7 separate regions of the Homo sapiens genome follow, and regions 1, 2, 4, 5, 6 and 7 are each linked to region 3. A link is a loop called in an ENCODE intact Hi-C map of the cell type or tissue named here. Cell type or tissue: mammary epithelial cell. All regions are shown on one strand.

What was found. Peaks named below come from ENCODE experiments on the same cell type or tissue, not always from the same donor. Only the 100,000 strongest peaks of a DNase experiment are listed, where the experiment ranks them.
Region 1: it touches region 3 in a loop (4-fold over the local background); 34 of 110 quality-filtered maps call a loop at or near these places.
Region 2: a loop joins it to region 3, with 14 times the contacts of the local background. A loop is called at or near these places in 6 of 110 quality-filtered maps.
Region 4: a loop joins it to region 3, with 2.5 times the contacts of the local background. A loop is called at or near these places in 15 of 110 quality-filtered maps.
Region 5: a loop joins it to region 3, with 7 times the contacts of the local background. A loop is called at or near these places in 12 of 110 quality-filtered maps.
Region 6: a loop joins it to region 3, with 11 times the contacts of the local background. A loop is called at or near these places in 7 of 110 quality-filtered maps.
Region 7: a loop joins it to region 3, with 10 times the contacts of the local background. A loop is called at or near these places in 2 of 110 quality-filtered maps.

Annotation. Positions count from the first base shown.
Region 1 is chr9:37,919,447-37,923,446 of GRCh38, reverse strand. SHB (SH2 domain containing adaptor protein B) reads left to right here. Exons shown (of 6, transcript NM_003028.3): 6 at 3,443-4,000. The coding sequence ends at 3,626. Among named protein-coding and RNA genes, the nearest start is that of SLC25A51, 17 kb to the right of the region's middle. RefSeq lists enhancers at 1-135, 1-247, 994-1,093. In mammary epithelial cell, a CTCF peak has its summit at 1,743; DNase peaks (open chromatin) are centred at 916 and 1,656; H3K4me3 peaks cover 327 bases; H3K27ac peaks cover 1,369 bases.
Region 2 is chr9:38,360,879-38,364,878 of GRCh38, reverse strand. The region is part of intron 1 of LOC107987065 (a long non-coding RNA gene); the gene reads right to left. All of the region lies in intron 3 of LOC105376040 (a long non-coding RNA gene), which reads left to right. Among named protein-coding and RNA genes, the nearest start is that of ALDH1B1, 30 kb to the left of the region's middle. In mammary epithelial cell, a CTCF peak has its summit at 1,671 (motif pointing right); a DNase peak (open chromatin) is centred at 1,638.
Region 3 is chr9:38,015,602-38,019,601 of GRCh38, reverse strand. SHB (SH2 domain containing adaptor protein B) reads left to right here. Exons shown (of 6, transcript NM_003028.3): 2 at 3,471-3,591. Among named protein-coding and RNA genes, the nearest start is that of SHB, 52 kb to the left of the region's middle. RefSeq lists enhancers at 296-590, 1,953-2,716 and a silencer at 1,976-2,270. In mammary epithelial cell, a CTCF peak has its summit at 2,078; a DNase peak (open chromatin) is centred at 2,181; H3K27ac peaks cover 760 bases.
Region 4 is chr9:37,943,199-37,947,198 of GRCh38, reverse strand. All of the region lies in intron 5 of SHB (SH2 domain containing adaptor protein B), which reads left to right. Among named protein-coding and RNA genes, the nearest start is that of SLC25A51, 41 kb to the right of the region's middle. In mammary epithelial cell, a CTCF peak has its summit at 1,911; a DNase peak (open chromatin) is centred at 3,328; H3K27ac peaks cover 250 bases.
Region 5 is chr9:38,158,925-38,162,924 of GRCh38, reverse strand. No RefSeq gene overlaps it. Among named protein-coding and RNA genes, the nearest start is that of SHB, 92 kb to the right of the region's middle. In mammary epithelial cell, a CTCF peak has its summit at 2,111 (motif pointing right); no DNase peak of the experiment used is centred here.
Region 6 is chr9:38,086,245-38,090,244 of GRCh38, reverse strand. No RefSeq gene overlaps it. Among named protein-coding and RNA genes, the nearest start is that of SHB, 19 kb to the right of the region's middle. RefSeq lists enhancers at 571-640, 1,983-2,032 and a silencer at 1,979-2,273. In mammary epithelial cell, a CTCF peak has its summit at 2,098 (motif pointing left); no DNase peak of the experiment used is centred here.
Region 7 is chr9:38,261,740-38,265,739 of GRCh38, reverse strand. No RefSeq gene overlaps it. Among named protein-coding and RNA genes, the nearest start is that of ALDH1B1, 130 kb to the left of the region's middle. In mammary epithelial cell, a CTCF peak has its summit at 1,984; no DNase peak of the experiment used is centred here.

The DNA of each region.
Region 1 (4,000 bases), 96 kb after region 3:
CGGTCACCACCCTGCCTCTCAGGCTGGGGGGCTCCACCAATCAGAACATGCCATTTCCAATCCTCGGCACAGCCCCTTGTGTGGGTGCCACACATTGTCTTTTACTCCCAGCCCCTCTGCTGTCTCTGACCTGCCGTCAGCCCTGCACCATGGGCGCTGTGGAGGCGGAAGATCAGCGTGGAGGGGATGTTTGCTCAGAGTCTGACGCCTCTCATCCGCCCCCTCTGCCTGGCTTCACATGGAACACTGAGGGTTACATGAGGCCCTCTCTCAGGTCTGGGGAGTGCTGAGGTCAGGAGCACTGACTCTGGGCATCTGCTGCTGATAATCACTGTGTGACTTTGGGCCAGACACCTCCCCTTTCTGCACCTCGGTGCTTCAGGACATAGAGCCTGGCCTACAGGAAGGATTGTCCCTGAAGGCAATCCTGGCCAATGCCCCAGTGAAAGCAGGACTGGGGATGAGGGCAGCGGTGGAGGGAAGGTGTGAGGCTGCTTGCAGACCCCTTCCTGCAGGAAGCCCTCAGCGGGTAGGCAGCAGATTATGTTTTGCACATGTGGAATCCAGGATCTAGGGCTGGAAGTACCCCCCAGGGTCATCTAGTCAGCCTCCCTGTGGATGCAGCAGGAGAAGGGACAGAGCCCAGCAAGGCACAAGGATAGCCTGAGGGCCAGGGAACCCACGGGGTGCAGTGCTTGAGCCCAGGAGGGTCAGCATGTGAACGCGCCTTTCTCCCTCTGCCTGAGAATGGTCAGGCCACAGACTAGAGGTTCATGGAGCCCAAGTGCTGGTCCCAGCTCTGCCTTGGTCTCTGAGCTTCATGACCAGTCTGCCCCATCGGCACAGCCTGGCTCAGGGTGGTAAACTCGTGGGTGCTTACACAGGCGAGATAGGAGTGTGTTGGGGGTGATAAACAGCAGGCTCAGACAGGCAGGAGGGACTTCCCGGGGACGTCTAGACTCTCTTCAGCCTGGCAGCTGCCCCACCTCGCTATCTGTCGGCAGCCAAGGTACAGAGGACATTGTGTGGCTTTTAGTACTTGGTGGCCATTCTAAGCCCCTAACCTGGGAACAGAGGAGCTTAGCTTCTGCTTCGGACTCTGTCAGAGCCATTGCTGCTATCACTGTCCACTTCCCTTGCCAGATGCCGTAGAACAAATTCATATGAAATGTTGCCTTCACCCATGTGAGTTACTCTCCTAACCTTGAAAATGAAACTGGCTTGTTCCCCTGCAGCTTCATACCTGCACACTGGCAGACTCAGTTCCCGCCAGCGGCTGTGACCCTCTGCCTGACACCTCCTCCACTCTGTCCCCCAGGTATAGATCTGTGAGAATCACAAAGCCTGCTGGTCCAGCACCCCAAAAACGTAAGGCCACTCAGTGCATGCACGCAGAGGGGAATGATGTGCCCAGGGTCATACCCTCCTCCCTGCTGAGTGTCCCTGGCACCTGCAGCCCCTCCTTACCAGCCCTGCTCTCTCGCCCTTCCACACCCCTTCTCCAGGCAAAGCTGGGCATGTGGCTCTGAGAGCTCAGCTTTTTAACTCTTCTGCTGTTTTCTCAGCCACACAGTTTCAGCGCATTACTTAAGCAATCACAGCCCTTTCCAAACTGGCACAGATCTGTGGTCTCTTCGGCGTGGTGGGTAGGTGAGTCTTTGCTGGAATGGAGTTTTACATTCTTCTTGTAACACACATGCCGTTTCCTTTCTGCAGCCTAAGCGAGTGCGCCGCCTGCTTCTCAGACGTGTCTAGGCAATTCTCCGATGAAATGACCCTTCACTGAGGAGCAGAACTTGCCACAGGCTCTGTAATTAGAACATTGCCAGCCTTAAAAAAAATCTTGATTTAAATTCCAGTTCTTTACAGGAATTAGTCTCTCTTGAAATGTAATTGGCTCTCCCAACGATTTCCTTTAAGCTAAGGGTGACATCTCTAAATACATTATTATGAGCAGACATATTGCTTAGTGCTCGCACTTCATTAAGCATTTGTTCTGCCCATTTAAAAATGGTCCTGGAGCCCAAATTAAGGTGTTAATAGAGTGGGCACTTGTAAGCTTGGGAAGCCCAGTCCTGACTGGAAGAGATGTGTTCAAGCCCTGAGAGCCCCTGTGGGAGCGACAGCGGCTAGGGGCGGAGCTGGAGCGGAAAGGCTGCAAACCTTCAAGTCTGCTTGGAGCTCAGGTTGGGGGAGTCTGCTGGAGGCCGTGGAGATGGGGGCAGGTGATTTGTCAGAAGCTCCAGCTTTCTACCTAAGGGACAGACACCCGATAAAGTGGACTGTGCTTTGGAAAATCTAAAGCATCCACACGTCTGGTGGCAGAATCACAGTAGAATCATAAAAGGCGTGGAACTGAGTGGGCAGGCAGAGGACAGGCTGGTGGAGGGGTGAGGGATCCAGTGTGGCTGCAGCCCTGGTGAGAGCTGGGAGAGGTCTGCTGGGGCTAGGCAAATGCTGGTGGGAGGACTGTGGCTTTGGCCCTCGTGAGCTGATGCAGGCAGGCTGCAAGGGCTGTGTGCTCTGATCTCTGAGAAACCCACCCACTGCTTTTCCTTGAGCAGACTTCAGGTGGCTCCTCCCAAGCAGGTCTGAAGCCAAGCATGGTGGACATAGACTGGGCCCTGCTCCATGGCATGCTCAGAGGAGCCGGGATGGTGGCTAAGTACCTACAGTTCAGGAAGGCATGCGTGTCCTCAGTGCCACCAGATGAAGGAAGGAGCTCTGCCTGTGGGAGCCTGGAAAACCACCCAGCAGAGGCAACACAGGCTGGACCTTGCAGGAGACAGGGTTTATAAAGAAGGGCAGGTAGTACAGACTTTCTGCCCACCTTCCAGTGGCTAAGCCAAGTCACATGGCTAACTGCCTGCAAGGGAGGCTGGGAAATGTAGTCCCTGGCTGGGTGGCCCCTTCCCAGTGACAGTTTCCTACTACTGAAAGGGAAGGACAGATCACTTGCCATCCCTGCCACACAGTTTCCTCCTCTGGAAACTGGGGGTGATGACCCCTGCCCTACCCACTTGTCATGGCATTGGGGACATGAACACACTTTGCACCTGTCAGGCAAGGCTTAAACAGGGATATGCACTGGTAATAGAAAAGAGGGACTAAGTTTTGTTTTGTTTTGTTTTGTTTTGTTTTGTTTTGTTTTGTTTTGTTTTGTTTTGTTTTTCTGAAGAAGTCCCTAGAAGCGCTCAGTGTTGGAATGCTCTCTTGTAGCAGTGGCGGCTGCTGCTGGTTCCGGGTCAGATGCCGGAATTGGGGGTGCGCTTGGGTGCAGCTGCATTTCATCTGGTCCTGGGCCTCGGTCCTGGCTTGGAGAGGTGCAGCTCACAGCCACTTCATGGCTGGGATCCCTTCTGTCCCAGACAGCTGAGGAGACCCTTGGCCTCAGCCTGAGTGTCAGGGGGGTAGTTCTGATAACTCTGTGTTTTGTTCACAGGAGCAACCAGGGTTTTATGCACATGAAACTGGCCAAAACCAAAGAGAAATACGTTCTGGGTCAGAACAGCCCTCCGTTCGACAGTGTCCCGGAAGTCATCCACTACTACACCACCAGAAAGCTACCCATCAAAGGGGCTGAGCACTTGTCCCTCCTCTATCCCGTGGCTGTGAGGACCCTGTGAGCGGACCAGACCTGCCCTGCTCTGTGACAGAGCCTGAGACTTGGAGGTGCCAGAGGCCCCCCACCAACCAGCCCAGCCACTGTTGCTGGCTGTGTCGTTTGTGTTGTGTGTATGGTACTAGCACACCACTGCATGTCTCTAGAATGCTGTTGCCACTTACGGGGGCTGGAGAAGGCCTGGATAAAGACAGAAGGGCGGCAACACACCACCCCAGCCCCCACCCCCACCCTCTCCTTGAGTTTCTGTGAATTAAAATATTTGCAAATCCAAAGAGATGCCTTCCAGGATGAACAAAGGCAGACCAGCTCCGAGGGGCGGGGTAGGGTGGGGCGGGAGCTCCCTGGCTGACATCTCTTTGTTCTCCAGCTGTCTCA
Region 2 (4,000 bases), 350 kb before region 3:
GATGGTGACAACGGGAGCAAGGCTGGGGGAAGTGCCACACACTTCTAAAAAACCAGATCTCGGTCAGGCACAGTGGCTTATCCCTGTAATCCCAGCACTTTGGATGCCGAGGTGGGTGGATCACTTGAGGTCAGGAGTTTGAGACCAGCCTGGCCAACATGGTGAAAACCGGTCTCTACTAAAAATACAAAAATTAGCCGGGAGTGGTGGCCCGTGCCTGTAATCCCAGCTACTTGGGAGGTTGAGACAGGAGAATCACTTGAACCTGGGAGGTGCAGGTTGTAGTGAGCCGAGATCAAGCCACTGCACTCCAGCCTGGGCGACAGAGCGAGAGTCTGTCTCAAAAACAAAAACAAAAAAACAGATCTTAAGAGAACTCATCATCTCAAGGACAGCACCAAGCCAGGAGGGATCCATTCTCACGACCCAGACACCTCCTACCAGGCCCCACCTCGAACAATGGGGATTACATTTCAACAGGAGATCTGGGCGGGGACAAATATCCAAACCACGTCATCATGGTTTTGAAGTTTGACAATCCTAAATTCAAAATCTGTCTCCATGACTTCCCAGCTGTGTGCCTTGGCACCTTAGGTCACCTTACCAAGCCCCAGTTACCTCATAGGAAAGCTGCGAGGACCAAATGGCAGAGTGCATAGTCAGGTGCAATGACAGGCACCGAGTAAACCTGCCATAAGTGGCACCAGTGTCTCAAGTCCTGCTAGTCCCAACGCATACAGAACTGTACAGGGAGACACAGAACTCTGGGATGGGCACCTGTGGTGGGCCAAATAATGCGCCCCAGACATCCACATCCTTATCCCCAGGACGTGGGAATGTTGCCTTGCGTGGCAAATGACACTTTGCAGATGGGATTAAGGACTTGAGATGGGGAGATTATCTGGCTTATCCAGGTGGACCAAATGGAATTACAAGGATCCTTATAAGGGAAAGAGGGAGTTAGGAGAGACAGAGGCAGAGAAGGGGATGTGCAAACAGAAGCAGAGGTTGGAGTGACGTGGGTCCACCAGCCAAGGAATGCAGATCACCTTGCTGGAGAGGCAGGGAGATGGAGCTTCCCCTGGAGCCTCCAGAGGGTGCCAGCCCTGGTGACCCATTGACACTTCTGACCTCCACGAAGCCACCGAGTTTGTGGCACTATGTTACAACAGCCACAGGAAATCAACACAGCGTTTCGGGTGAAGGGATCCTATTTCCCAGACCAGTGGGACTTGGTGTGGTGCATGAAGGGCATAGCTCTGAATGTGAATTCCATGTTCTTGGAACTGGGCCCGACTGGGGCAATAGAGAATGCAGGGCCCCAGCAAACATGGAAGCTCTGAGTACAGTTGCTCCTGACCATGGTCTAATGCGTGTCGTCCACCTCCTCCCTCCTGGCTCACAGACCCACCCAGTGATCCTGCCTCTGTCCTCTCACCCCCGCATCATGAAGCAGCTGCCGGTAGGCTGGACCTCCATAGGGAAAACTGTTAAGTGTGTGTCCACTCCAGAAGCATGACCCTCCCCGGTTTTCTCAAGGACCGTCCTGAAAACTTCACCCTGCGTCTGATGACAAACCAGTATTGAATTTGGAAGCGATTCAGATCCTGCCTTTTTTTGGCTTTGTTTTTTTTTTGAAGGTGCTTTCCACTGATGTCCACTGGAGGGTACTGTGTACGTGTTTATAGGAGGCTCTGAACACAGAACTCAGCATCCGCGTGGCATGCAAACACTGAAGTAGAGAAACATGGACAAAGACATATCTACACACGTGTGCCTATGTTCAGACATATGGATGCACACAGACTCACAAATCATCACACACATAGCAGTCACACATATGCGGATAGATGTGTATATCTATATACAGTCATACGTCACTTAATACGGACGCGTTCTGAGAAAGGCGTCATTAGGCAATTTCCTCTTTGTGTGAACATCGTAGACTGAACTTACACAAACCTAGATGGCAGAGCCTACTACACACTGAGGCTGTACGGAATAGCCTATTGCTCCCAGGCTACAGACCTGTACAGCAGGTACTGTGCTGAACACTGTAGGCAATTGTAACACAATGGTAAGTATTTGTGTATCTAAGCATAGCTAAACATAAAAAAGGTACAGTGAAAATACCATATTATAATTTGGGCCACTGTCGCATATGTGGTCTGTCATTGATGGAAACTTCATTATGTGATACATGACTATGGAGGTACATAAACACGAGCAAGTACGCACGCAAACATGTACTCATGAATACAGTCACGGTGCCATAAAACACACACACAGAGGTGCACGAAGCACATATCCACATACATGGTAGATATGTTCAGATACACACAGGTTTACATAGGTTCATCTACACACACATACACATACACACACACACACACACACACACACGCACACAGACCATTAATCCATACATGCATGTAGCCGATTATCATTGGCAGACAAACAGCCACATGCAGAGTGTCATGAATACACATTCTGACATGCAGACTTAAGCATAAAAACATAGACATGCATCCGTGGCTAAACACCAACACGTGTGCACATACGTGTACTCCCTGGCCTGGGCCTTTGCTACTTCACTTGTTCAAAAAATGCAATCCCTTGAGGGATGATTAACACTGTGGTGTTTTCTAAAGAAAACAATGGAAATGTCAACTTCATTGTCCCTATAGAACTGTTTTATTTGTTAAATGTTAGTGAAAGGCATTTCTAATAATGTACTGAGTCTTTTAAGAGAAAAATAGTAGCCCTGCTCTGACAAAGCAGAAAACCCAAACCATAGTTTCGCAAACACCTAATTAACACATGGAAGGCTCAGAGCTACTCTAAAAGAGATTCTGTTTTTTTTTTTTAAAGTGGAGAAATTTCAGATTCAGATAAAACCAAAAAATTATGTGAAGTTGAAGAATTGTTAGGTCCAAACAAGTCCTTCCTTCTCAGAAAGGGTGATGATAAAGAAACATGGAGACTTTGCAAATGATTATCAGATGGCCAGGCCTGGAAATTTGCCTTTGATAAGACAAAGACATTAAAATAAAGGAAAACATGAAAGGAGAGAGAGAGAAAAGGGCCTATGAAAACAGTTGACTCTATAATAACATTGCAGAGCTGAGAAAAGTCAGCTGTCAGAAATGCATTCCGCTTGGCAGCCAAGCCCTGCCATGAAGTGCGAGTGGAGCACACTCCAGCAGAGGATCCAGGGGGTGTGAGCAGCTTTGCATGGACACACGCTGTTTATTGCTCGCCTCTCTTCACAGGATCCTCAGAAGGCAGGGGAGGATGCTCAGGGTCTGGGCAGGACACCCAGGTCCAAGTCCCATTTCTGCCACCCCCATAGCGGCTCCCTGCTCATCCCTGGGTCTCGGTCTCCCTAGGTATACAGTGAAGAAGTTGCCTTCTCTAATCGCTAAAGTTCCTTCCTCCTCTGACACTATCATTACCAGCTCCCTGCACCTCTGACACCCCACTGCCTCTGGTGACCGGAATCATTGCAAGTGGCTCTGTTTGTGCATTTAACAAAGTGCTGGTTCCAGCCCATCAGCTCAATACCAGCGAACAATAGCTCAGGAATAGATAAAAGGCATTCATCAGGCAGCCAGGCCCAATTATCATGTCACGCTGAATGAATGTATTTTAAAATCTTTTCTGACAAGAAAATGTTCCATGTAGGTACCTTCAAATTAGCTGGAAAATCCAGAAAATTTGCTATTAGGCCTTCTTTGAAGAACCTTTATTCCCCCCCACTGTTCCAGAGGAATTCCTTGGATATTATTAATTCCTTCCAAGAGTGTGACCTTGTGCCTCCTGCTGGGACTGAGACACTTTTCCTGTCTGCTCAACTCCACGGGAGCCATTGCAGATGACACACACATGGCCCGAATGGGAGATCACCTGTCCATCAATTTCAAGTGTCTGGGCGCTAGTGGAAATTCTGTTCAGTTTTGCTCCACCAGCATTTGCTGAGCATCTGTTGTGTGTCTATGAG
Region 3 (4,000 bases):
AAGTGCAGCTGTCCCACAAAAGCAACTAAAACTCTGACCAGTCCATAGGGAAGTGTGGCCAAGGGGCAACACCCACCTTCCTCTAGTCCTTTCCTTTGGGATGAACAGCTGCAGACTACTTCCTATCACAAAGTGAAGTTTCTAAGATAAAAACACAGGGGCCCCAGCAGTGTGCGTTCCAGAGAGGAGGCATGGAGAGGCCATCCCCAGGCCACTGCTGGTTTGCTAGGTGACTGACAACGCCCTGCAGTGGGCCCTGTGGAAAACAAGGGGAGGTCAGAGCAGGTCTCCAGGAGGACAAACCTGTGGAAGCCCTGTAGGGGCTTTGGGCTGACCTGGGGTCTGTAGTTTTGTCTGAAAGCAAGAAAGGTGCTTGCCTGGGGTTTAGCACTCATCCCAAGAGGCCGAGCAAACAAAAGATGACGTGGCTCACTGACTAAGCAGCCGCACTCTACAGCCTTTTTTTCTGCTACTGCTCAGCTCTGCCTCTGTGGCTGCCAGGTCTCTGCCAATCTGAGACTAAAAGGAAAGCTTCTTGTGGACCCAGGTGGCCTGGCCTGCAGAGGAGTCCCGGCTGGCTCCCTTTTGGTTGAATTGTTCAATTAGATATACAGGAGTTGTCCACTAACTGGGAAGTTTTAAAGCAAAGCAAAAGCAATCCCGTCAGAAATCCAATCTCACATCTGGAGAAAACTCATTCTCTTTCTTTTAGCTCAAAAAAGCAGCACGCTTCACACAAACCTTCTGCATGGCCATCTGGACTGGCGGTGAGCCCCAGGCAGCTTGGACAGTGGTCACACTGCCCAGTCCTGATGGCTGGGGCCCATGGTACTTCACAGGGCACTCTGGTTGACTGCCTGCTCAACTCTCCTAACACCTGGTTGAATTTTTATTCCCAAAACTAGGACATCATTTTGCAAAAGATCAGACAGTTCAGTGTAGTGTTTGCAAAGTTTCAGGTTGCTCAAACCTCAAATTTCTTTCCCTCCACCAACCTCACTTTGAAGTTCAAAAGCAAATTGATTAAATATACATTTTAGGAACTTTCCAATTTGCTTCTTAAACTAACAGAATTCTAGACTTTTTTTTTTTTTTCAATGGAAGGATTTTCAACTGTCAGCAGGTATAACTGGAACCATATGTCAGCAGAGACCAGGGGCTTTTCCTGGTTTTAGGATTTGTACATTCTTACTGAAACGGAAGTAAGTGGAGCAGGCAGCCGCAGCTCCATGACAGCCTGAGCTCAGATCTCATTTTAATTAGAAAATATAGGTAGCACTTGCTGAATCACAGTCCTTCCAGAACTCCTGTCCCAGGGCAAACAAAGATTTGGTTTATATCCTGCAAACCTCTGTGTTTGCAAATTACAGAGCACTTCTGAGAGCTGGAATGGCGATTTCTAGATTACTATGGAGACTGCAACCCAACTGCCTCTCCCACCCCGCCAGCAAATCCCCCCAAATGATTTTGTTTTCCAGGGGAGACATTTTTTCCCTTCCTTATTGCAAAATAGATGGAGCATGTTCATGTTGAAGAGAGACAGTGAGGAAATCTGGGACAAGAGAAATAAGATTAGATGTCATCCACAGCAGCAACTCATTTTCTCCATTTGGATGTCTGGCCCCTTGAACTCTGAGACACAAAACCCTGCACCTGACCAGCATCTGAACTGTTCCGTTTGACAGCAGTTTATGTGTATAATTTTCTCCCTAATGTATTCTGCAAATGGTAGAGTAGAAATAGCAAATGAAAGACATTGCAAGGCCTAGCTCTCTCCCACCCCTTCTTTCCCTGGCCTGGTGTCATTTGAGCTCAGTGAGTCTCAAGAAAGGCTGCCATTACAATGTCAGCATCTGGAAGCCACCCCTACTGGGTCCCCACTGGGACTCAGAGCCTGAGCCACAGCCACGGAGAAAGTGGTGGAGTAGCGGCAGCGGGAGCCATAGATGCTCCAGTGCTGGGCACTCTGGGCTTCGGTCTTCACTGATGAGCTTCTCTTGTTTGGGGAGCAGTGACCGCTGTGTGCTAAACCTCCCGTTGGCCTCCAGCCACTTGCCAGGGACAGAGCTGCCGCCTGCTGTCCCTTTCCGGGCATCACATTCCTGGCAGCTGGCGGTCACTTGCTCACCCTGCCAGGACGGCTGCCACAAGCTGCCATTTACCAGGCAGACAAAGGGGGATTTTCCCTTCCCCTGAGTTTGCAGGCCCCTCAAATGCCTTACATTCCAGGAGCTGAGAGAACAGGCTCCTGTGGTTTCTAATTAAACCCACAATTTAAATAACAATTCATGTAACCCCAAGGGTTGAGAGGAACGCTAACCTGCCCCCTCCCAAGAGAAGCAGCCGGGTGGCACTGGCTGAGGAGCTGAGGGCTTGGTCTTTGCCAGAAATGTGACCAAAAAGGGCAAGAGGGAAGTCCCAGGACAAGTTTATGATGAAGCGGGGCTAAGCAGGAGGGGCGTGGATTCGGTGGGTTCTGTGCCTCTCCTAAAGGTTAGGAAGTAAAAAGAGGGAGGAACACTTGCCATGTTTAATTGGAGCCTGCAATCGAGAATTTTTACTCTTCTCCAGGGAAAACGTGGAACGGTGGTCTCTGAAGTGTTAGAATCCCAGATACTCAGGTTCTCATGGGAGTGCCCCCCACCCCCAGGTGACTCACTCTTTGTCTGTGAGTTGGAGAATTTTTCTCTGGGGAGAAGAGGCAGGGGCTGTGTTCTGGACTACAGACAAGTGGGGAGCTCAGGCAGGGCCCTGGGAGGCAGAAGATCTGGCCAAGCCTCTGCTCACACTGGACCTCAGTTTACCCATGTGTTGTCGAGGGGTCTTTGGGTTTGTTGCTTTCAGGTCCTTACTGGCCCTGGCTGTCTGTCGATCCTTGAGCTGCTTTTGTGTTTTTATTTGGTCTGTCTGGGGCCACAGTGATCTTTGTATGTAGTTGATCTCACCAAATTGTTGTCTGATGACCCAAGGCGTGGTTATGTTCCAGGTCTGGGGAAATGGAACGCCGAGCTAATTATCTCTAGACAAACTCTTCTGTGCCTCAGCCAGCACCAGGAGCATGTCAGCATTTCTAGGCTTTCTGTGATCTCGTTTCCAACTTTTCCTCCACTTCCATTCCATTAAACCGAGCAACTCACATTCCCTGAGGATGCCCTCCAGGTTCTCGCCTCCATGCTTAGTGTGCATTGTTACCTTCACCAGATGCCCTTCTGTTCTCACCTCACTGTGCCTGGAGCCAGCCAGGCATGCACGAGCTCAGAGGGCTCTTCATCGCAGTGGAGCCCTGCCAGTATGGGTCCCATTCGTTACCCCTGTGAGATGTGGAGCTCCCTGAGTCCGGGCGCCGGCTTTAGTTCCTGCCTCCCCTGCCTCTCCTTGCTCATCTAGCTGAGGCCCAAAGCCTAGCTGTGAAGAGATGTGAAACAAAAAAGCCAAAGGTGGACTCACACCTGCCATCTTCCTCCCTGCAGGTGACCATAGCCGATGACTACTCAGATCCCTTTGATGCCAAGAATGATCTCAAGAGCAAAGCAGGAAAGGGGGAGAGTGCTGGCTACATGGAGCCCTATGAGGCACAGAGGATCATGACAGGTAAGTGGAGCTGAAGCGCAGGGGCTCACAGCTGGGGTTGTAGGGGTAGAAAGGGAGTGAGGGCACTGCCGGGTGGTCCCCAACCAGCCTCACTGGGGGCATGGTGTGTGCTTTCAAGTTGGTAGGTGGGAGCAATGCTGTATTAAGTCTTCCCCACAGTTTACCTGCTTATGTTTCACCTATATTAGGAAAAAAACTGGCCGGGCACCATGAGAGTCCAAATACAAGGATATCACGTGCAGTTAACCAAAGGTAGGGGCCAAGAAGTAAGTGGGGAGAGGAGGGAGAAAAAGTAGTTCTATCAGAAATTTCTGAGTGAAGAAAGATAGCATTTGAGACATAAAACTTTACTTAGAGCTTCGTAGTAGGCAGGGCAAAAAGGGAAGCAGGCTGGGTCACCTGGCTTTCG
Region 4 (4,000 bases), 72 kb after region 3:
TGCTCTTCTCTAGGCTGCTGGTGCCTGCATAATTCGTTGTCTGCCATCAGACCTGATGGCTGAAAGAATCGGGTCAGTTATGGCAGCCGAGGAAAGTTCAATATGCTAAACTGCAACTGGGGCCGGGCAGAAGGTGGCCAAAGCCAGAGGAGCGGAATTGGACTGAGGAGAGGACAGCAGCAGGGGGGCGTGCACACCACCAGGCATGCTGATGGGGCCATCAAGGTGAATGGTGCTCTTCTGGGCTGTGAGAGGTAAAGGAAGCAGGTGGCATCAGCGACAGGACTCAAGTGTCACCAGCCTTCCCTGCATACTGGGCTTCCTCAGTGCTCCAGGGACCCTCTGGGGTGCTGGTCATTGGGGGTTATCACTCTGTCTCCCTCCCCATCTGTCTCTGAGTTCCTCAGTGAACCTCATTCCTCCTGGAATCCCCGTGGCTGGGGGCCTGGCCTGGAGGGGCCTCCACGAAAGGATCAGGGAGGACAGGACAGAGCACTCCATGCCAAACCGGGCCGTTCATCCTAGAGGACCAGAGCCCCATCAGCTGCTCCAGCTTCCTGTTCTTCTAGGCAGAGGTGGGGAAGTACTGAGCCCTTGAACTAAGGTCCTGCCGGGCTGGCACTGGGGCCCTGTGGTGACTCCAGTGCAGACCTGCCTTCGAGGGAACAGCAGCCTATTGAGTATCCAGGATGTGCCAGGGCTGAGGTCCCAACCAGGGAGCACACAAGGAACCTAGACCCAGTGGCAGAAGTAATAGTGCCAGCTGTCTCCTGCAGAATACATTTCTCAGTCCCCTGTGCATTGTACCCTCAGTTATAAAAGCAGGCCCAGATGTCAGCTCACAGTGGGGCTCAGAGGGCCAGAAGCGTCATTTCCCCTCCTCACTGGGGTGTGCCATTCCCTAGAGGGTAGGACCACCCTTGACGACACGTTGATTCTGCCCTCACAGCGTAGGCATGCAGTCCCAAGGGCCCAGCTGTGTTTGGTGGGGAAGGTAGAGGACGGGCCTCGTGCCTGGCCTCCTGCACTCACTGGCCTTGTGGCCTTGGCCAGTCACGCCATAGGGGCCTCAGTGTCCTCATCTGTGCACTGCGTATGGCAATGAGCTGCTGACAGACAGTGTTCCCAGCCCAGACAGTGCTGTGTCAGTGTTATCTAGTGTGATTCCCATAACCCTGCCCCTGTTTCCTGGGGTCAGCCCTGCAGTTTGATTGAAGTCCATTTTTAAGAGCCACAGGAAGGACCCATTGTCCAGAATTCTGGATAGGAGTCCTGTCCTGCCACTCGCTGCTCCCTGTGTGACCAAGTTTCTTCCCCTACATCTGTCCAGTGGGGAGTTGGGCTTTGATGGGCTCTAAGGCCACCTCCACCAATGACATCAGGGGTTCTCTAACTCTCCCCATGTCCCCATCTGTGGGCTGGACCACCTGCACCTCCCAGGTGAGGGGAGGACGTCGAGGGAGACTGGGAAGGCAGCCCAGCAGCCTCTACCATCAACTCTGTGTTTGCCTTCCCGCACCCATCCCATGGACCTCATTATCAGGAACTGTCATTTGGGTGACCCATCTGAGCCCAAAGGAGCTGGAGGTGAGGTCTAGTTTTGCATGCAGATCTAGAGGCATTAGATCACCACCTCCAAAGGCCGGGGTTGTTCTCACCTGCCCAGCTTTCCCCTGAAGAATGCCAGAATTGGGGAGGTGGGCTGGGCTGGGCATCCTATGGCTGAGCCAGGCAACCCACTCAGGGGAGATGAACTTGCTTCCCAGAGGAGCCCCAGCTCCCGATGGCCAGTCCAGCTGCTGGTTGGGGAGCAATGCCCTGGAATGAATCACCTCAACCGCAAGGGGAACCGTCCTGGTACTGCATATCCTGGCTGCCTGGAGCAAGCACCATCTTTGCCAGCCACCAAGTGAGGGGCCTGATCTCTCAAATACTCAAGGCTTGCCTGGCAGGGGTGGGTGGGGAATGGCATTCTTGACACTGTCAGGAGCTTGGTGCAAATTGACACTGGAATTCCAGCTATGCTGGTTATCCGCCTCTGGCCATTTTCATGTGAGTTTGTCCTGCCCTGAGGGTGTTCTAGGATGAAGAAAGGATCTGGGGGAGTTCAGCCTCAGAGGACACCCCGTGCACCCTTCCCTCAGCAGATATTTTTCAGAGCCCTCCGTACCAGCCACTGGGCTGGGCATCAGAGAGAGTCCAGAGGTGAGAACAGTCAGGCCCAGCCTCCAGGGGCTCAGCCTGGCCAGGCCAGCCTGTGTCTTGTTGTACACAGGTCTGCACAGGGGGGTCTTGGGAGCCCAGAGCTGGCATGTGGGTGGGCAGTCCCTGCCACAGAGAGTCAGGAGAAGCTGCAGGGAGAAGGCTGCACCTGAACCTTCAAGAGAAGGCAGGTGTTCCCCAGACAGGGACGGCTAGCAGGGCAGCTCAGGTAGAGGGGACAGCCCAGGCAGAGCCATGGAGGTGCAGGAGAGCCTTGGCGGGTCTCGGGGGCTCCCAGAAGAGTTGAGATGCAGTTCTCAGTGATGGGGCCACTGACGTGCAGGTTGCACTCACCAAGGTCCTGCGAGGCATTTTCTTCCTCATCTTAGGCTGGGGGAAGCCGAATGCCTGCCAGGGTCCACAGCAGAGCCAAGACTGGAGTGGAGGCCATGGGACTCCCAGCCATGTCCTCCCATCTCCTCCCCGGCATTCCTTACACTCAGTCGAAAGGTCTTCTGACGTCAGACCTAGAAGTGTTTGAGACCCATTTACTCTAGTCCCTTTGCCTCATGGGGGTGGGGAAACTGACACCCAGAAGGGATTTAGGGTTGGTGTAAGGCTGCCCGGCTGGCAGCTGACCACTGACCACAGAGATGGTGACAGCTTCCCACTGTGGTGACCAGACAGGTCCCTGGATCAGCCCAAGCTGCCACCTGTCGGCATCCCACCCCCCAACTTTCTGCACTTGCAGTGACCCACAGTGGCGCCTGCACACCTCATGACATCTCAGAGCCCCCTCCATGGCAGGGGCCCCTACCTGTGAATCGTCTTCGGCGATTCTGCCTGATTGCCCTTGAACACTTTCCTCATCCCCTCCTGCCTGCAGAACTCTCTCCCTTGGCTGCCCGCCAACTCATTGACCTGGCACCCACCACTGGCCCCTGGATACTCTCACTCCAGCCTCAGGGAGCAAAGGGTTGAGCTGAGAAATTGGCAAGAAAATGTCAAACTCTTAACACAGTTTCCTGTCTCTGGAAAGGCTGGCAGTGGAGGAAAGGGATGAAAAGCCTTGAAAAAAATCTCATTAAAAGGCTCTTCAGGCACTTTGGCCTGCGAATGAGTCTTGGCAAGTTCTGGTTTGGTGAGTTTTTGCAAAGGAATGTGGACAAGATGAGGGAAGGACTTCAAAGACTGGGGGACTTCTAGCTGGGGGCAGACAGCAGGGAGGCGGGGTGAGTGCTGTGGCCTCCAGTTCTGCTGGGCAGGCTCTGCCCTCATGGAGCAGGGATCCTGTGTGACCCATGGGAAGGGGCACCGAGTGGCACCTCTGAGGCCTCTGCAGTCAGCAGCTTTGACAAGGACCCAGCCCCTGCTTGGTTGAGGTGGTGAGAGTCCCAAAGCCAGTGGGGCTAATGGCTGCATACAGTCCTTACGGAGGGACCTTTGGCTTTCTAATCCCCGAAGGCAAATTGCCTGGCATCTTGCAAACGTGACCTAAGGAGACACCTCTGGGGTCTGGCCTGTTTCCATCATGCTGTGGCACTTGGTTGTTCACAGCCTCTCCAGCCCAGCCAATGAGCTCTGCCCCGTCCAGTGTCAGTTACTGAATGAGCTGTAGCCCTGCAGGAGCTCACAGCCTCACAAGGAAAGGAAGACACTTACACCTATAACTCACGGAGAATGTGTTCAGGGCTGCCCGAAGTAGAAAGTACTCTTTCTATGAAAGTTTCCAGGCTATGAAAGAGGGAAGGAATCAGGAAGGGGAATGTGAAGGATGAGCAGGTCTTAAACCCATGCA
Region 5 (4,000 bases), 140 kb before region 3:
CTCTGCCCACCAGGAGCTCACAGTCCAGTAAGAAAGATCAGACACAGACACAAATAACTACAATACAAGATAGGCCACTATTCATACCCTGAAAGGAAGATAGAGAAAGTGCAATGCACACACAAAAGGAAGGGGCAATTAAATCTGAACAGGATTAACAGTTCACTCGATAACTGGGCAAAGCCAGGAAAAGACAATTCACAAAAGGGAACGTACTCCAATAAAACAAATATATGAGAAAGTCTTCAGCCTTACTAGTAACCAGAAAAATGCTAATAAAAATTACGAGATATCTTTTTACGATTATTAAAATAATAAAAAAAATCTATTTCAAGCCATAATGCCCCGTGCTCTCAATGGCACAACGAAAGGCTCTCTTGCACAATGCTGTCGGGTGGGAGTGAAGTTGAATAACTACTTGAAATCAATTTGGCAATAATATCAAACATCACAAAAATGTTCCAACTTTATGACCCAGTCATCCCCCTTCCAAGAATTGGTCCAAAGAAAATAATTCAAGTTAAGGAGAGGTTTATGTGCTAATACACGAGATGACTACAGTAGCAGTTATTTGGAAGCAGTCTAAAACCCAGGATCCCCTTCCTACACAGGCTACCTGGTCCTTTAAAGATCACCACATTAGTGGAATCTGACCCTGCCCCCTTGCTCCACAGGAGGAGCCAGCTCCTGAAAAATAGGGTTAGTCTCTGTTTGGGTGGCTGTGTTGTCACATGTAAAGCTTGGGTATGGTCAGTGGGTATTTTCTGCCACATGGAGAGGAAAAGCAGAGGAAGCCAGTCTGCTGAAGAAGAGGGGAAAATATGAAGCCAAGGCAAGCACCAGTGCCTCAGGCATCTGCACCCAGGTTCCAGGTCCCCGCAGCCCAACATTTCTAACCTTGGTTTCTGCAAGATGCCCCAGCAGCCTCTGCACAAAGATCCCTTTTGCCTAAGCTCTTTTAGGTTGAGTTTCTGTCACTTATAACTATTACTAACATACAATGGAAGAGTGGATAACCATTAACAATTGTGATGTTATGAAGCAACATAGGAAAAAAATAGTTTGACCTAATAAAGGGAGAAAAAGAAAAACAGGCTGGGAGGCTGGGCACAGTAGCTCATACTTGTAATACCAGCATTTAGGGAGGCCAAGGCAGGAGGATTGCTTGAGGCCAGGAGTTCAAGACCAGCCTAAGCAATATAGCAAGAACTCCTCTCTACAAAATAATGGGGGGAAAAAAAAAAGCTGGGCATGGTAGTGCATGCCTGTAGTCTCAGCTAATCAGGAGACTGAGGCAGGAGGATCACTTCAACTCAGGCGATTGGGCTGCAGGGAGCCATAATCCTGCCACTGCACTCCAGCATGGGTGTCACAGAGAGATCCCATTTATATTTTAAAAAATTAGATACAACATTACATGTGCACTACATATACCAATGTATGTGCACAGGGAAACTGGAAAGGGATATATTAAAAGTTGTATCAGTGTCAGCGATGTGATATGAGTGATTATTTCCTCTATGCCCTTACTTGCATTGCTTTTCTTAAAATAAAATTCTGATTGAGGAGATGAGCCATAGACCAAACAACAGTGATGCTAAGTGAACACTGCTTGTTGCCCAGAGAGAGGGTAGATATGGAGCTGGGGAACTCAAGAGAAGGATATCTTTATTACCTCCAGCTGGAGAGATCAGAAAAAAATGACGAAGGAAGCAGCATTTGAAATGGGGTTTCAGCAACAGGAAGGACTTGAACAGGGAGCAAAGTGTGCCAGGTGGGAAAGAAAATTGAGATTGAGAGAAAAGGATAAATGGGCGTGGAAGAGCACCACATTTAGGGAAGGAGGAGACATTCCCTGTGGCAAGAGCAGAGGGTACAAAGTGGAGATCAGTAAGAAATCAGGCCACATTGCAGAGGTTTTAAGCTGGCGACCTTCAGGCCACATTGGCCCAGTTTTTTTTACTCACTGGTGGGGTGATCACATATTTCTAAATTAGGTGCTATGGCTCTCATCTCTAACCCTATCCCCTCTAAATTTGCCTTTTATGATGACAGCTGGGACACTAATATTCTGCTTGGCCTGCTGACGATCTCTTAGCCTCTGCCAACAGGGGGCGCTAGAGAGAGATCACAAGGTGGAAGAGCCAGGGAACCACACAATGAAGGTGGGAGCCCTTCCTGATCTGGCTTTAACTTGTAAGGTTCGATACGCACACGTCATATGATCCAGCAACCCCACTCCTAGGTATGTCTTTGAGAATCTCTTCCATGCGCCCTGGGAGGCATGACCAAGAATGTTCATAGTAGCGTTTCATGATAGCAAAATACTAGAAGCAAACCAAATGCCTAATAGCAAAAGAATAGATAATACGTGGTGTTTTACACAGTGAGATATTACACAGCAGGGAAAATGAATGAACTAAGCTACAGGCATCAACATGGATGAATTTTAGAAACAACGTTAGGTGAAAAAAAGTAATTTACAGAAGACTGTGAATATTTTATTGTAATATCAAACAGTATGATTTTTTTATAAAGTTCAAATGCAAATAAAAGTAAATAATATATGGCTTTGGAATATGAATATATGTGCTAAAACTATCACAAAACAGCCAGGAAATCATAAACACCAAAGCCTGGGTTGTGGTCATTTGTAGGGGAGGTGAGGGCTAGAATAAGAAAGAGGTACCCAGACACATGCAAGAGTACCAGGAAAGTTCTAGTTCCAAAAGTGGATGGTGAGCTCATGGGTGCTAATTTTACTATCATGTTTTGCAATGAATATATGCATTACAAATATTGTTCTATATATATATAAAACATTTCCTAATAGACATCTTGAAAAATTCAATCATAAAATAGCTTGTGACCAAGAAATGGTGTTTTCAGGAGGATCCTGTGGGCTCTGCCCACAAATGTACTGGTGGCTGAGGTCTGGGTGAGGATGGAGGTGCTGGGTTGGACTCTGGCCAGCACCATGTCCAGGTATCCCACCTGTTTGCTGCATCCCCAGGCACAGCCACCCTTGAGAGGAGTCAGGAGAGCCTTGACCTGGACATCTGGACCAGCTTCCAGTTCCACGTCTAGCTTACCGAGTGACCTTGATCAAGCTCCCTCACCTCAGTTTTCCCATTTGTACAATGGGAGAGTAGGGAACAGGTGATTACTCAAAGCCTTCATTCTGGTGTTATCGAGTGGCCCAGGTGCCTTGATGGAAAAGATGAGTTAGGAGCTTGATGGTCCTGCTGTCACCAGCTGGGGGACTTTGGGCCTTTTAAGAAGCAGCTTAACTTCTCTCTGCTTAGTTTCCTCATTTGTTAAATGGGGATGGATCAGGTATCTGCCTCATAGGATTATTGTGAGAATGAAATAAAATAATACTTGTAAAGCATCTAGCATAGAGTCTGGAAGAGAAAGCCCCCAGTAGACAGCAGCCATTGTGTGGACGACCAGGCAGCCTGAGTGGCCACACCCTGCTGTGGAAGTGTCCTCCCAAGGGCCACACTCCAGGAGGTGCACCTGGCCCATGTCAGGCCAGGCCTTTTCCCGCTTTCATCATCACTGGCTCCCCCAGTGCTGTCAGGATTAGCTCATTAGTGTGACATTCAGGGCCCCTGCCACCTCTTGCCAACCTCCCTCCCAGCCTTCCTATGGTGCATCCTTCCTTCCTGGTGCATCTGATGGTGTCTGAGTCTAGTCTGATGCCCCGGGGTAGATTCCCACTCCACTTCAAACCAAGGGTGTTAATCCTGTTCACCCCACTCATCAGTAACAGGCCTGAGGCTTACTCCACAGCTCCGGGGATGCAAGGACCATTGCACACTTTCCATAATAAAACCAGTTTGCCCACCCATGTCCATGGTCGACAAGCAGTCCCTCCACCTCCCTTATATGTTACAGAAAGCCCCCAGGCTTACACAGTCCAGTTCTCAGGGCCACTGTCCCTTGTGGTCATGGCTGCCCCGCTTCTTGCTCAGACCCCTGGGGGCCATCCAAACGC
Region 6 (4,000 bases), 71 kb before region 3:
TTGAAGGTCACTGTGTCTTCCGTTTTTATGTTGGCGTCTTTATTTCTGAGATCTTATCTCCTTTTTTTCCCCCTTTGAGATTCATTAACATCATGATGGGAAGGAATTCATTACCTTCATGGCTGTTGGGAAGAGAGGCAGGCAGGGGGGATCCAGCAGAATGGAGTGTCTGAAGCCTACAGCACTGGCTGTGAGGTGCAATGAGATAACCAGGTCTTCAGGGTGGGCCCAGAGCTGCTACAGGCTGGTGGCATTTTGTGCCAACTCTTGGGGCGTGTCTAGCTTCCACCCAGGCTGGGCCTTCCAGAGGTTATCAGCAGTGAGAGAAGCAGCTGCTAAACCTTCACCTACAGAAGAGTAGGCTGGGCAATCTGCAACCAAGTCAGAGGCTGAGGACATGAAAGGCAGTCCTCAGGACCCTCCCCTCATCCATAAAACATGCCATGCAGAGTCATTTCACCCCCCAGCATCCATTCACTGTTCCAGAAAGGTACACCTATTCATCTTTCTCAAAAATGTTTATGGAGAGGAATTATCAGCAAGAGAAAACAAATTCTCAGGCAAGATACTGCCCTTTGTGGGATATCTATTTCTGTAGAACCCTGACAATGGGGATGATGTCTGGTTTGACTGCGGTATGCCTGAGAGCACTGGGGAGAGACAAGCTTTAGGAAAATCCCTGGGGCTGGGGGGATTCTGCTACCCTGATGCCTGCCTATATGATGGCTTAGTTGAAAGACAGATGTTGAAATGAAGTTTCTGAGATTAAAGGAAAGTGAAAGGGGGTGTTCTTTACTTGTTGATACACTCAAAGCTTGCACAGGCTCTCAGGCCAGAAGACATGAGACAAAAACTAATAATGGTAAGAAATGACCCCCCACTTCAACTCAGCTGCCTCAAGCAGGAGGATTTTTCCCATCAGGTGCCACAGACAGAGGACAGAGGACCTACGAGCTTCTCAAGAGCCTCGAAAAATGTTTCATGCACTACAAAAATTCTCATTGACTCCAAGTTACAAAATGAAAATTCCACAGTCAAAATGTAATGAAATGCCCTGAAATTCTGTGTTACATCAACTCTATACATCGTTATACTTAGTATCTGTAAATTTTTTTATATTTGAAAAGAATTAGCAGATTCTTTCACTTCAAGGAATTCCTAACTATGCACAATGATTTCTAAGAAACCACAGCCATTGAAAATAAAATTAGCAAAATAATCCTCAAAGTAAAATTATTAAAATGCCCCCAAAAACTATTTTAGAGAAAATGAATTGCATTTCCAGTGGGATGTGGGGGCATTTTGGTGTGTGCTATGTCATGGGTCAGTGCATCTAGAAATTATACTGCTCAGCTTCTACAAAGGTCTGAACAATCCTGGTCCCAAAGGACCAGGGCCTCCTCAAAAGTTGTAAAGAAAGCAGGTGTACACAGGCAGAAGTGAGAAAGACATGGTCTTTGCAGCCAACTAACTGTTTTGTTCATGTCACTCAGAGACCATTGAAACTGAAAGGAACCCTGGTCATCATGGTGCCCAGTGCAAGGGTGGGGCTGGTCTCTCAGTCTCCAGACATCAAACTTATTTGGTAAGATGAGACACCTGAGGCTCAGAGAGGGAGAGGTCATCACCTAAGGACACACAGTACGAGCTTTCATCAGGGGCCATAGACACAGGATTGAGGAACTACAAGGTTAGAGATCAGACTCCAGACCCCTGCCTCCCAGACTCAGTCCTTGCCACTGTACTATGCCTGGGCTTCCTGCTTCCTTCTCCAGGACACTGAGTCATCCCCCATCCTTAGCAGAATATGTGGGTCACTGGACATTCACTTGCTGGTTTAATTTTGGAGATTCTAGCTCCTATTCTTAGATGTTTATCAATGTTTGCCATCCGTCTGTTCATCCTTGGGCTTTCCTAACCTTGGTCCAGGCACGCTGCTTCCTAGGCCTTCTGGTTGGAGGCCCACTTTATCCTGTGCAAATCACCTAGGCCAAGATTCCCCTTCCAGCCAGGGCTCAACTAGCGGACCAGCCAGCTGGCTGACCCCACAGCCACAGCAATATTTTGGCACCTGGACCATGCCCTCTCTCGCCCCCTTGTGGCCACTCGGAGAGGTGCACCACCTGGGACTCAGGGTCCACCCCATGTGTGCCAAGTGCATTTGAGCCAGCTTGATTATTATTTCTCAAAAGGCTTCCTTATTCCTGGATGACCGTTACTTGGGCAGCACTAACTCTTCTCCACTCCTGCTCTCCCATTTAATTGTCCATGGCAGCCTCAGACTCCCCGTTTGATTCATCAGTCCATCAACTCCCAAGGATTCTTGAGCACCAGTCAAAGGCGATCAATCTGTGGATGAGGATGCAGTCCATGGCGGGAAGTTACAGCCAATAAAGGGCAGCTGAAGCACTCATCAAAAATTTAATAATTTGTGGTTCAAATTAGACTGTGCCAAGAACTTCAAGAATTAAGAAATGGGGTAATGTAGCTGTGGAGGTCCCAGCGAGAAAATAATCAAATTGGTCTTTGGGAGACAGGAAGTCTTTTGAAAACAGAAGGAAAGGAAGAAGAGAATTCTGGAAGAAAACAAAACCCATGAGAAGCAATAACTAACAGCCTGAGCAACATGGGGAAACCCTGTCTACACCAAAGATACAAAAAATTAGCCGGGCGTCGTGGCATACACCTGTGGTCCCAGCTACTTTGGGGGCTGAGGCAAGAGGATCACTTCAGCCTGGGGAAGTCAAAGCTGCAGTGAGGCAAGATCATACCACTGCACTGCAGCCTGGGCAATAAAGTGAGACCCTGTCTCAAAAAATAAAATAAATTAAAAATAAGTAATAACTAAGGTAGAATTATGGTTTAAATAGTATTTCCAAGGAAAAAGATAAAATGGAGATGAACTTTTTTTTTTTTTTTTTTTTTTGAGATGGAGTCTCGCTCCTGTCATGCAGGCTGGAGTGCAGTGGTGCAATTTTGGCTCACTGCAACCTCCACCTCCCAGGTTCAAGCGATTTTCCTGCCTCAGCCTCCCGAGCAGCTGGGATTGCAGGTGTACACCACCACGCCCAGCTCATTTTTGTATTTTCAGTAGAGATGGGCTGGCCAGACTGGTCTCGAACTCCTGACCCCAGGTGATCTGCCCCCACCTTGGCCTCCCAAAGTGCTGGGATTACAAGCATGAGCCACCGCACCTGGCTGAACTCTTTCTTATTATCTTCTCTAGGTGCTCAGATTCCTTTGTTAGTTCTTTTTGCAAAGCACACACCACACTCTGACTCTGCAATGTTTACATGCTCTCCCTTCTGCTATTCATTAAGACCCTCTTGGCTGCAAGTAACAGAAATCTAACTGAAATTAGCTACAGTGAAAAAGAAATGTATGGATGGATATAACTGAGAAGGACATGGAGAACACTGCATAAAGTAAGCCTTCAAATCCAGGGCTGGCACAATATAATCAGTGTGCTCTCTTTTTCAGCTCTGTCTTTTGCTCTGCTTTTCACTGTTTGGGGGCCTCATTCTCTCCTCCCACAGCTGGGCTTCCTCTAAGTGTCAGGGATAATGGCTTCCAAGGCAACCAGTTTCACATCCTTCCAGCTGTGACCCTAAGAAATAGTAAGAAAATGTCTTCTCCACTTGTCTCCAAGGAAAGCCTTTCCTTGACCAGCACCCCACTTCTCTTCTCTCCCCTGGATCACAGGAGCTAGAAGCCTGGGAACTACATGTTCCAGAATCCCTGTCTTCAGAGTCCTGCATCGAAAAACACCCATGAGAAGCACTTGCCAAGATCTAGAAGGTAGAAAGAAGGCAGAAGCCAGATTTTTGCCCCTCTGGCAATGTCAAACTTTGGGCTTAGGCAGACATGGCATTTTCCAGCAGCTTCTAGGTACTTTCCTGAAAATCTCAGGCCTTGGGATTGGAGGCAACTGAGATCATCCCTAGTAGTTTTCCGAGTTCCTTCAAATTCCCTATCTGTGAAAGCTAGTGACAAAACCAGT
Region 7 (4,000 bases), 250 kb before region 3:
CCTTTATATTTAGTACTATTATTGACAACTAAGGACTCACTACTGTCATTCTGTTGCTTGTTTTCTGATTGTTTTGTAACTCTTCTCTTCCTTTCTTCATTTCTTACTGCCTTACTTTGTGGTTCAGTGATCTTCTCTGGCAGTATGTTTTAATTTGTTTTTGTTGGTTTTTTTGGAGACAGAGTCTTGCTCTGTCTCCTAGGCTGGAGTACAGTGGTGCAATCTCAACTCATTGCAACCCCTGCCTCCCAGGTCCAAGTGATTCTCCTGCCTCAGCCTCCCAAGTACCTGGGATTACAGGCACCTGCCACCACATCTGGCTAATTTTTGTATTTTTAGTACAGACAGGGTTTTGCCATGTTGGCCAGGCTGGTCTTGAACTCCTGAGCTCAGGTGATCCACCCACCTCGGCCTCCCAAAGTGCTGGGATCACAAGTGTGAGCCACCACGCTCAGCCTAATTTGTCATTTTTTATTTTTAGTGAACTCACTATAGGGTTTGCATTGTGATTACCATGCGGTTTACAAAAAAAAAACTTATAGATGTAACATTATTTTAAAGAGAAGATATCTTATTTTAGATCACATAGAATAGAAACAAAGAAAAAATGAAAATAAAAGTTTACATTGTAACTCCATCGCCTCCACATTTTGACTGTTAGTTGTTTCAATTTACATATTTTTATATTACCTGTCTCTTAACAGGTTGTTGTAGCTATTATTGTTTTTGACAGATTTATATTTTGGGTTTCATACTAGAGTTATAAGTGCATTTCATACCACAATTACAATATTAGAGTATTCTGCATTTGTGCATGTACTTAATTTTACCAGTGTGTTTTATACCTTCAAATATTTTAAATTTTGTTTTGTTTTTGCATATTAGTGTTTTTTTCTTTCAGATTGAATAACTCCCTTTAGCATTTCTTTCTTTCTTTTTTTTCCTTACAGTAGATATTATCCGAAAACCTTTAGCATTTCTTGTAAGATGAACCTGGTGGTGGTGAATTCTCTCAGCTTTTGTTTGTCTGGAAAAGTCTATCTCTCCTTCATTTTTGAAGAATAACTTTGCTTGATACAGTATTTTTTGATGGTAGTTTTTTCCTTTCAGCACTTTAAAAATGTCATGTCACTCCCTCCTGACCTATATGGTTTCCATTGAGAAGTCTCTTGCCAGAAAGACTTTATGTTTTACTTGCTTCTTTTCTCTTGCTATTTTTAGGATCTTCTCTTTGTCCTTGACATTTGAGAGTTTGATTATGATATGCCTTGGAGTAACCTTGTTTGAATCAAATCTGTCTGGTGTTCTCCGGCCTTCCTGTACCTGGATGTTTATATCTTTCTCAAGTTTTGGAAAGTTTTCTGTTATTATTTCTTTAAATAAGCTTTCCACCTCTTGCTCTTTCTCAGCTCCATCTTGAACATCAATAACGCTTAGATTTGGTCTTTTGAGGTAATTTTCTATATCTTGTTTGCTTTTCATTATTTTTTTCTCCTCTGACTGTGTATTTTCAAATAGCCTGGTTTCAAGCTCACTGATTCTTTCCTCTGCTTGATCTATTTTGCTGTTGGGAGCCTCTAATGAATTTTTCAATTCAGCAAATGTATTTCTCAGTTTTAAGATTTCTGTTTGATTATTTTGTTATTTCAATCTCTTTGTTGAATCTCTCTAATAAACTTCTAAATTGCTTTCCCGCATTACCTTGAAGATCCCTGAGTGTCCTTAAAACTGCTATTTTGAATTGTTGCTCAGAGAGCTCACACATCATTGTCTTGCTGGGGTCCATTACTGATTCCTTGCTTTGTCCATTTGGAGAGTTCATGGTTCTCTGTCTGCTGTTGGTTCTTGTGGATGTGTGTCTATGTCTTTGCATTGAGGGATTCGTTATTCATTTTAATCTCCATATAGCTTGTTTTGCTTTTATTGGATATATTTGCTTAGAGGTTCTTTATTGCTAAATCACTGTCTTCTTTTTGGCTCTAGATGGCATCTTAAGCCCACATTTGCTTTGGCTGTAGTAAATGATTGGAGCACTGCCCTTCCTAAATGGGGTTTCTCAGCAGTGTGGGAAGCCTGGCTAGGGGTTTGTGCCCAGGGGACCTGTGGAATGGACCTCCTACAGCATAGTGCAAATGAACCACCACTCTGATTTAATGTCTCCTTTGGCAAAGTTACAAAGCAGAATTTCCAGAGATGAGGATGCTTGTCTCACCTCCCCACTTTCTGTCTGCCTGTCCTCAGGGATAGTTCTCTCTTTGGTCACTTAGTGATGCTTCCCATGGTTTAGGCAGAGGTCTACTGCCAGGGAAACCAAGGTGGTGGGGAAGCTGGTTGTCCACCTCGATCTCACTTTTTCTACTGTAGACATTGTGTGTTGGGGGAAATTTTTTCATGCTCTTGGTGCTGGGAAGAATGGGAGAAGGGGTTCACAATTGTGAAGCTCAATTTTTCTTACTGTCTGCTTAGAGATTTTTCAATTCTCTGTGGCCCCAGGAACTGTTTCATCTTCATTCTTGAGTTCTGGGATATTACTGGTGATAATCTTGGCACTGTATATTTATTTTTGGTTTCCTACGTAGGGGGAAGTGAAGCCAGCTTGCTTCTACGCTGCCATTTTGGAACCAGAAGCCCAGCCTACTCTCTTATTGTTAGCCAGACTATGTGCATTAGGAAAGGTGAAGCCTCCTCCCTCTGCTTGCTTGCTCTTTCTTTTTCCTTTTTTTTTTTTGTTTGTTTGTTTGTTTGTTTGTTTTTGTTTTGACAGAGTCTCACTCTGTCACCCAGGCTGGAATGCAGTGATGCAATCTTGGCTCACTGCAATTTCTGCCTCCTGGGTTCAAGTGATTTTTGTGCCTCAGCCTCTCGAGTAGCTAGGAATTACAGGTGTGCCATCACACCCAGATAATATTTGTATTTTTAGTAGGGACAGGGCTTCACCATGTTGGCCAGGCTGGTCTCAAACTCCTGACCTCAAGTGATACACCTGCCTTGGCCTCCCAAAGTGCTGGGATTACAGGCATGAGCCACTGTGCCCATCCTGCCACCTGTTTCTTTTGCTGCAATTCTGAGTTAGGAATGGAAGCCCTGATGAGGGTGAGGGTGACAGTGGCCACCTTCTCTGAGCCCTCCCTTCTGCTGATCACTTTTCTCTAAAGATCTCATCACCCTGACCTAATTCAGTCTCTGCCATTTCTGTATACCAAGGTAAAGATGGGCATTGACTGAAAGACAAGGAAGCAAGGGAAAATTCTACATTTTGTAACCAGAGAGCATGGGAGCAGGTGCCCAATTCCAGCTCCACCATGGACTTTCTGTGTAAGCCTGAGTAAATCCTTTCCCTGTCTGGGCCTGGTTTTCCCTGGCCCTTTATTAAGTAAACAAGACCTTTTCATCCAGCAAAGCCACTTCTAGGTCTTTGTCTGAGAAATATGCTCTTATATGTGCCCAGCAGACAAATAAGGCTTGCAGCCTTGCTAGCAACCATAAATAATGTCAATCTAAAATGTCAATCAATAGAAGAATATGTGAGTAAATTAGAGTACACACATAGACTATGTCAGTCAGGGTCTGATAAGGTTTGGCTGTGTCCTCACCTAAATCTCATCTTGAACTCCCATGTGTTGTGGGAGGGACCCAGTGGGAGGTAATTGAATTATGGGGGCAGATTTTCCCGTTCTGTTCTCAGGATGGTGAGTAAATCTCATGAGATCTGATGGTTATTATAAGGGGGAGTTTTCCTGCACAAGCTCTCTTTTTGCTTGCTGCCATCCACGTAAGACATGACTTGCTCCTCCTTGCCTTCCACCTTGATTGTGAGGCTTCCCCAGCCACATGGAACTGTAAGTCCAATTAAACCCCTTTCTTTTGTAAATTGCCCAGTCTTGGGTATGTCTTTATCAGCAACGTGAAAATGGACTAATACAGGGTCCAGTTAAGAAATACCATTAGGCCAGGCGTGGTGGCTCATGCCTGTAATCCCAGCATTTTGGGAGGCTGAGGC